Regions from separate parts of the Homo sapiens genome. Here region 1 is linked to region 2. A link is an interaction called in ENCODE POLR2A ChIA-PET data of the cell type or tissue named here. Cell type or tissue: HepG2. All regions are shown on one strand. Links, peaks and the distances in the headings refer to the core of each region. The heading gives the core; the rest is flanking DNA.

The links. ChIA-PET counts read pairs that join two places held together with the same protein. Peaks named below come from ENCODE experiments on the same cell type or tissue, not always from the same donor. Only the 100,000 strongest peaks of a DNase experiment are listed, where the experiment ranks them.
Region 1: POLR2A ChIA-PET joins it to region 2 with 9 read pairs; 2 of 35 experiments call an interaction of 5 or more read pairs at or near these places.

Annotation. Positions count from the first base shown.
Region 1 is chr11:19,910,462-19,914,853 of GRCh38, forward strand. All of the region lies in intron 6 of NAV2 (neuron navigator 2), which reads left to right. Among named protein-coding and RNA genes, the nearest start is that of NAV2-AS3, 69 kb to the right of the region's middle. In HepG2, for the core only: no CTCF peak of the experiment used is centred there; DNase peaks (open chromatin) are centred at 650, 1,930, 2,320 and 3,280; H3K4me3 peaks cover 1,762 bases.
Region 2 is chr11:19,976,793-19,981,184 of GRCh38, forward strand. The region is part of intron 10 of NAV2 (neuron navigator 2); the gene reads left to right. NAV2-AS3 (NAV2 antisense RNA 3) reads right to left here. Exons shown (of 2, transcript NR_174949.1): 2 at 1,907-2,403. Among named protein-coding and RNA genes, the nearest start is that of NAV2-AS3, 2.4 kb to the right of the region's middle. RefSeq lists an enhancer at 1,689-2,888 and a silencer at 2,191-2,485. In HepG2, for the core only: no CTCF peak of the experiment used is centred there; a DNase peak (open chromatin) is centred at 2,139; H3K4me3 peaks cover 2,586 bases.

The sequences.
Region 1 (4,392 bases), core at 130-4,129, 66 kb before region 2:
GGAGCTTAAAGGAAGAGTATGAAGTTCTTGAAAAACTGTATAGGGACACTGTAAATCAGAGGCGCCCTGGAGTTTGTTTTCTGACATATCAGCATGTTAAGAAAAAAACATAACTAGCCAGGCGCGGTGGCTTATGCCTGTAATCCTAGCACTTTGGGAGGCCGAGGCAGGCTGATTGCCTGAGCTCAGGAGTCCAAGACCAGCCTGGGCTACGTGGTGAAACTCCATGTCTACTAAATACAAAAAATTAGCCAGGCGTGGTGGTATGTGCCTGTAATCCCAGCTACTCGGGAGGCTGAGGCAGAAGAATTGCTTGAACCTGAGAGGCGGAGGTTGCAGTGAGCCGAGATAGTGCCACTGCACTCCAGCCTGGGTGACAGAGCGAGACTCTGTCTCCGAAACAAAATAAAATTAAAAAATAACCAAACACCACATGTAAAAATATCATGATAATTTGAACTCATTTTTATGAGGACAATGATCACTTCTCCCCCAAAATGCCCTTAAGTGTAAGGTAATGCTTAATCCCTGTCTCACTGGCTTTTACAGTATCATCATTTTGCAAGCACATTTTTTTTTTTTTTTTTTTGGTCTTGATTTCATTTAGGGCAAGGACAGGGCTTAGCAAATATTTGTGAGCTGGAAGTGAACTGTAGCCAACTCTGTTGGCTATATGGTGCCTGAAATCCCAGCATGTGCCAGATGCTGTGCTTGGAATAGGGACAGGACACGTAGCACAGAAACAGACACTTGTAATATCCTGTGATAAGTGTCTATAGGACATTTATGTCTGGAAGGAGCATCCAATCCAATCTTGGAGGAGTCAGGAAGATATCCTGGAAGAAGTGAGGTCTAAGCTGAAAGGTGCATTAGCTATATACAATAAGGAAAGCGTATTCTAGACAGAACAGCGTGTCCAAAGTCTAGATGGTAAAAGGGGACATGGCATGATAGAGGGAAGTTGAGTGTGTATATGTGTGTAGGTGTCTGAATGAAGTAGGCAAAATGACTCTCTCAATTCTACCCAGCAAATTGGTGCTAGACTCCAAGTTTTGTGAGGGCAGGGAGCATGCCTGTCATGTTCAATAAATCCTTGTTGAAAGAATTGAGAGGACGGTGGCCAAAATGGGATCAGAACCCAGGCTTTCTGAATCTCTTTGGTGTTTTATCCTGTCACCTCACTCTAAGAATTCTTCATCAGTTCCAAATTGACCTCAGACAGTGGATGACCTAGAATGCCTACCCAAGCCAGTCAGGGCAGAAATCAATTTCTTGGTGGGGGACAGAGCTGCAGCAAAGGCGGAAAGACTCCAAACTTCTGTCCAAGGAGCTTTGCTAATAACTTGGTTGACTTACAGCGAAAGGGAGAGCGCATCTTGATCCAGTGATCGGTTTATTTGTGGACATGGGGAAACCTGAGAGAGCTCTGTGGTGATGAAGTTCTGGGCCACCTAAATTCTAGTAGGTTTCAGCATCTGTTAGCAAAAGGCAGCCCTCAACCTTTGAGAGCACAAGTGGTAACATCTGCAGCCACTCTAGCGATTCTAACTGGCAAAAATGATGGATTGCAGGCATTTCATCATTGAATTTCTACTAGGTTACATCCTGACTTAATCTTTTGGTGCTTACATTCTAATTTTTAAGCAGAATGTCTGTGTTTGGTAGTAGTTCTTCAACTTTATCTCATTAAATAAAGTTTAGTGAACTGCCAAAGACAAGATGAGCTAGGGCCAATGTTTTTGAAATAGAAAAAATGGAAATGGAATTTACATCTGGACTCTAGGACACTTTGCTGCTTCATTTGCAGAATAAGAGCAAAAAAGTGATTCTTGTATGTTTCTATATCTCTTGCAAAAGTCCTCTTTGCTTTCAAACACCCACAGCTTTGAGCAAATGTTTACATTCCACTTAAACACATTTGGACTTTAATGTCTGTGCTGCTGATTACGAAAATGTTAAATAAATGAAACAGAAAATAAAATTTGTTTCAAGGTAATATTTTAGAATGCCTGACGCCCCTTACCCAGCCCCATGAGACTGGTCACTGTTGATCTTTGTGTCCCCATAACTGGCACAAAACAGAGATGCATTAAATGAAGGAATGCATTCTTTAGAGTTCATGTCGAATACTCATTGTCATGAAGACCGTCCTTTAGTGTAACTGGAAACCCTTACCCTTGGGACCATGTCCTTATAGGCATGTTTCTTCTTCTAACCCTGGTGTAAATTTCCAAGAGACCCAGACTGTGCCTTATTTCTCTTTACACCCAGCTAACCCCTCTGAGGAACATTACTGTATGTATACATCTTGCTCAACCAGTGTGTTTGCTTACAGACTGACTTCCCTAAGCTGTACTGCAGTTCAGAGAGAAACTAGATTGAACAGAACCTTTTAGTGCATTGTGTTACTAAAGGCAGGATTAAGGCATGTAATCCGAGTTGTCCAGGGAAACCCATGCATTCCTGGCTGCTATTTTAAGACCCTCCTCCTAATAAACTGATATCCTTCAGGTTTATTTGGTTTAACTCCTGCTCTGGCAGTTTGGCTTGTTTCTGTGCATCAGAGTCGCCATGAAAGCTACTCCTCCAGGATTACAGCTGGACAGCTGCAGAATCGCTGGCATTTTTCTTTCCTTAACTCTGTATTGACAGCAGGTTTGAATCACTCTGTCCTGTTTTGTGTAATATAACCAGGTCAGAAATCATTTGAAAAATAATTAGGGTACCTAATTTGATCTCATTTTCAGCAAAAGAGATGCATTGCCTGGTACATTTTGTATTTTTTGTGTTTGCAGCTTTATTAAGAAAATCAAAGGACCTCCCTCTTCTGCCCTTCTATTTCCTGCTAATTAGCATGAGAGTGTGGGGGAGCCTTTCCCAGTCTGTAATATCCCATCAGCCCCACATCCTTGTATGTTGTCTTGTAGAAACCTGTCTGCTCATTCCTTCACTGTTGGCCACCCCAGTTGGTCTTATCTTCCTGTCAGCTGGGTTTCTGGCTAGCTTTCTTAAGCTCACACCAATCCCTGGCAGAGCTCCTCTTCATACAGAGAGAGGCAGAAATCCTGCAAATTGTAAACTAGCAAAATGTACAAATTTAGCCAGAACTGTCTATGTGTGCCCCTGCCCGGTTATAAGCCAAATTCATGCCGTGCCTTTGCCTAAGAGGATGAGACTTCGAGGCACAGAGAGAAAGGAGGGAGGCTGTCAAAACTCTGGTTCCAGATCTGCTACTAATTCAGAGTGACCTTGAGTAGCAATCACGCACTCTGGGCCTTAGATTCCTCCATCGCAGTGCTTCCTTTTAGTTCTATGTACTTTGATCAAACGATAGTTACCTGATGGATGGTGACTAGCTCTACGCCTTTTTTTAACCCTGTGCCTACCTTAGTCTCCTATAGGGACCGCATAGTCTCCAAAAACTACTACAACTCTGGATAAAACCTTGTCTTGGCAAAACCTAAGCAAAGGCTTGATCCGTGGAAACTGCCTTTAACCTAGACATCAGCTGTGGACTCCCCGAGCCAGTGTTATTGCTGGAGTCAGCTCCTACTAGCACATCAGAGCGAATTTTTTAATTTTCAGGAGTTTTGCAAGCCTGTTGATGTCATGCTGGTAGCTAGACATCTGCCATAGCAGGAGTATCTACACCACAGGAATTGGCAAACACTATGAATGAGAACTTTTCTTTTTTCCCTCCAGAATCAATTGTTAGTCATTTGCCAGCCATTAAATGTGAATTGGAGAACTCACATGTGGAAGACCCAGTGTCCTTTTTAATCTTTTTGGAAGTGTTTCCTTTTGCTTATTTTGTTTTGTTGGGAGAAAGGTGGTGTCACATTACTGTCGGTCACTATTTTTGCCTAGTCTGTTCTGCCGAAATACTTGCACTTACAGGTCATGTATCTTCATTCTCTGTGTAATATCCCTCTCTTACCCATGGGAACCACCCCAAATCATTCTCAGAAAAGTGATACAGGCTTTGGGCATTGTGGACTATTCCTGAATGTTTAGGGCCTTGGAGGGGTTATACGATTGCAATACAAACCGCTTAAAATTTAATATTGTTGTTCCTGTTCTTTTTTTTTTTTTTTGAGACGGAGTCTCGCTCTGTCGCCCAGGCCGGACTGCGGACTGCAGTGGCGCAATCTCGGCTCACTGCAAGCTCCGCTTCCCGGGTTCACGCCATTCTCCTGCCTCAGCCTCCCGAGTAGCTGGGACTACAGGCGCCCGCCACCGCGCCCGGCTAATTTTTTGTATTTTTAGTAGAGACGGGGTTTCACCTTGTTAGCCAGGATGGTCTCGATCTCCTGACCTCATGATCCACCCGCCTCGGCCTCCCAAAGTGCTGGGATTACAGGCGTGAGCCACCGCGCCCGGCCTGTTGTTCCT
Region 2 (4,392 bases), core at 119-4,118:
GGATGGCTCGTGGCCATTGAAGAAACTTTGCAGCAGTGCAGTCTATATGCCATGGTCACGTCATCCTATGCTCTGAACCAAGGTGGTGTGTGTTGTGGCCACAGGAGACTGTTCCAGGCTTGAGTGACATAAGGGAAGATTTTACTCACGATGTACATTGAACTCCCAAATCCTCCTAAAAAGAACAAGTCGCTATCAACTTGGTGACATCCTGAAGAGCTGACAGTCCTGGAGGACAGTAGGAAATCGCATAAAGGGTGCCCCAATTTTGCATCAAGCAGAAAGGTAGGAAACTGGTTGGATTCTCTAAGTCACATTTCCCACTGGCCTCTGTCAGCGGTTGTTGGAAGCATTCCCCCAAAGGCATGAAGGCCAAAGATGTGTGGGTCTGTCCGAAGAATTGCCCACTAAGTCATAAAAATGAAAGATTACATTTCTTACCCCTCTTCCACCTCACATCCTCTTGTTTCTTAACTGTGTGGATTGTGCAGTCTGTCTTATTTATGGTTAAAGTCCTGTTACCACAGGGAACCCCAACTGAGAAAGGCATTGTCACCTTGGGCTTTCTCTCCAAAGGTTGTTGTTGGTTTTGTTTCATCTTGTGTCAGTTTGGGGTGACCCATAATCAGGAAGAGGCAATACTGTGTTCTTCGCTTGAATTTCACCTTTATTTGATTCTAAAATATGTAAGAATATGCTGTGAGTAGGATATTAGAGTCACTGCAACATGTCTCTGAACTTGTCGTGGGGGACAAAGGTTTTGATAAATATGCCACGTTTGCCTGAACATTTATGCCTAAAAACTCATTGAGGACAAAGTGGTTTCCATGTGTTTCCTTAGCAAAATTTTAAGTATTCACTAAATTTTAGTGCTGCAGTTTTATAATTCGCACTGAGAAATTAAGCCCTTTTTTTTTCCAGTCATATTTTTGCATTTCAGAGCATTCTCTTCTTCCTTGAGCCAATGTGGCCACTGCTTTTCTTTTCAGAGAGGTCAACTTTTTTCTTTTTTTTTTTTTTTTTTTTTTTGAGACAGGGTTTCACTCCGGTTGCCCAGGCTGGAGTGCAATGGCACAGTCTCGGCTCACTGCAACCTCTGCCTCCCGGGTTCAAGCAATTCTCCTGCTTCAGTCTCCCGAGTAGCTGGGATTACAGGCGCCTGCCACCACGCCCAGCTCATTTTGTTTTTTTTTGTTTTTTTTGGTTTTTTTTAGTAGAAACGGGGTTTCACTATGTTAGCCAGGCAGGTCTCAAGCTCCTGACCTCTGGTGATCCACCCACCTCAGCCTCCCAAAGTGCTGGGACTACAGGCGTGAGCCACCACACCCAGCAAGGTCAGTTTTTTTTTCAAAAGGATGCAGGCAGCTTTGTTAGACTCGCTGGCCGGTGCATCCTCCTACGACCCGGAGTGAAGTTGATTCATCTGTCTTCTCAGAGGCCCTAAACTAAAGGGATTCTTTTCCAGGTCTGTCCAGAAACTCGATTTGCATCCTAATAAACTCAGAGAATGAATGTCACACTGTATTATAACTGAGTAGAGGGGCCTGTGAAAGCATATGATGTTTGGGGATCTGGATGTTGATGACATTGCTCAACAACAAGGGCTTTTCGTCAGCCCCCATTAGTTTTTTCAATCTAATGCAACAAAGTATGTGTTGATATATACGTCCAGATATTTATATTGTTATTGGCAAGGAATATTACACACACATTTGTAATTATTCCATGTTTCTGTGTCCACGTTTCAACCAAAAGTGTGTCCAAAAAATAGAGACAGGCTGACGTGTCTTCGAAGAAAAGTAATTATGTAGGATTGATTTGTTTTCTGTTTGTTCTTTCATTTCTTGCATCTGAGAGGTTTTTTTTTTTTTTTTTTTTTTATGTCATGCTCTATTAGAAATGCACTCGACTAGAGCAAGTCGGTACGTATTTCTTTCCTTCTCTGTCCCCTCTCTCCTCACACAGTTCTTGACAGAGGTGATTTCTGGTGAGATTAGTGGCAGTCAGTTTGTATTACTTATGCAGGCCATGTTGAACTGTGAACTTTGGAAATGAGAAGCCACCTTTCGCCGCTTCTGAAGGTGACTCACAAAGCCAGTTTCACTTGGTTCCACATTGTTGCATCATTACATTTAAAGAAAGGGAAGAAATCTGTTTACTAAATGTTAGACTTGAAGTCTGGAGTATTTGTTCTAGCAGGTCCTGTTAGATTCCACAGCTTTTTCATAGCTAGTGTCAGTTACCAACCTATTCTGTAGAGAAAGTTCCTTTTGTAAAAGGCATGTTGCCTTCACAGGTCTGTCTTGACTGGAGGGATGGTGAGGACTACCCTTCAAGTCTGGCCAGCTCCCAGAGGTCTGGGATGACTCAGACAGGACTAGGAAATGGTGTGTTCTGAAAAATCTGTAGAAGAAAGTACTGATGAGAAAATGCCCACCAAAAATTGAATACAGAATGTTGGAAGAATCGAAAAGTCGACGTTCTCTTTGAAACAGAAGCCAGAGCCTGTTACTCATTAGTACCTTCATGTATCCCCCATCTTACAGGCAGAGGCCTGGCATCCAAGATGTTCAAAACCATCCCCCAGGTCCCATGCAGCCCAGTTCCTAGCTGTGATCCCAGTGTTCTAACAATAGTGAACTACTTACCCTTCTCTGAACATACCTTCCCCTCTGCCATTTCTCTCTGCTTTTGCATAGGTTATCCATGTGTCTAGATGGATCCTCTTTTGGCTGGCAAACTCCTCCGCACCCTTTAGGGCCAACTTAAACAGCACTCCTCTGCGACGCTTTCTCCCGTGTGTTCTCAAAGCCAGTCATGCATTCATCTGTTATACCACTTTTATGTAGCAGTAGAGCTATTTGCATGTCTTAGTCCCTAGTAGGTTTTGAGCTTCACCAGAGCAGGAACTAGGTCTTGCCACTCCTGTAAGCAGCTAATGATTAGGAAGTGCTCCCTATATGCCAGGCACTGGGCTTTCTAAACATATGCACTGTCTCATTTAACCTGCCACAATCCTATGAGGGAACTTAAACTAGAAGAAATTGCGCTGAAATGCGACAGTTGGGATTTGAACTCACCTGCCTGCGCTGGGATCTTAACCACAGCTCTGTTTTCCTCATCTGAACAATAGAGATGACAATAACACTTGATAAGATTATTTTGAAGGTTGAATGCCATGATTTATGTGAAGCACTTAACACAGTACCCAGTGAGCATTTAGTACCATTAGTGCTTACTAACAATGATGTATACTAGGTCCTTCAGCCAGCAAGGGGCAGAGAAGGCATTTGAACAACTTGGGTCTAACAACAGTCATGTTCCTTAACCCTGATGCTCATGGGCCACCCCAGGGAAGCAAGAAAAACACCCCACAGACACCTTGTCCCTTTAGCAGAGGCTCTGACTCTTTCCATCCAGGGGTCTCTGGGGAAGCTTAAGAAGGTGGATGCGGAGAGCCGCCTCCACCCACCTATCATGGCAGAACTCGGGAGGGTAATGGGGAGATGGTTCAGTAGCTTAGCAACTGAGGCAAGAGTCCACTCAGAAGACATTAGGATGTTACCAGCACCTCATTAGGCTCCAGCACTAATTATTTATCTCTCCAAGGAGAAGGAAAGTGTGGCATGGGTGTTCTGAGATTGAGTTCTTGGATCAGCTGGTTCCTTTGCTTGTGACCTCAGACAAGTCATTTCTTCTTCACCCAGTGTGAGCCTCTTATAAAAGCTCCTCAAGTGGAGGATGAGGCCATCAGTCCTCTGGCTCCCTGAACCTTCAGAAACACAAGCTTTTTTAACACTTCTGGGCAAAAGCCAGTGTTTCAGATAAACACACCCGTGGCTGCTTCATCTGTAAATTATGCTTTCTTAAGGCCTTCACTTTGTTAAGGCAGTCTATATTGATGTATACAATAGCCAATTCCTATACAAATTTTGGTCCAGCAAACCCAAATTTGTATATTTTTCATTGACTGTATAATACAGGAGTTATTTAAAAATATATACAGAGCTGTTTGTAAATCATTGTAATTGGTGGATAATAATTTAGAAACATTTTAAATTAATTTCTTGAGTGTGAGGCTGGCTCTAACCACAGCTCTGTCTCTGGTGCTGTGCCGTCTCCCAAGGAGAGACATACAACAGAATTTATTTCAAAGAATATTGTTGTTTAAAAAACAGTTGAACATGTGTTTACATATCTCTAAAAGAAGAGGTAAGTTCCCCATTTTCCTTATCACTCTGCCTGCCCTCCCTCTACATGCGCACGATAAGTGAAATAGACTTGCAGTCTTGAAACTAGATCATTGTCAGACTAGTTGCATTCACCTCCCTGACTTTCATTTCTTCCTACAGTTTGAGAAGGCAGAAGATCCTGATTTAGCTTTGCCTTTCC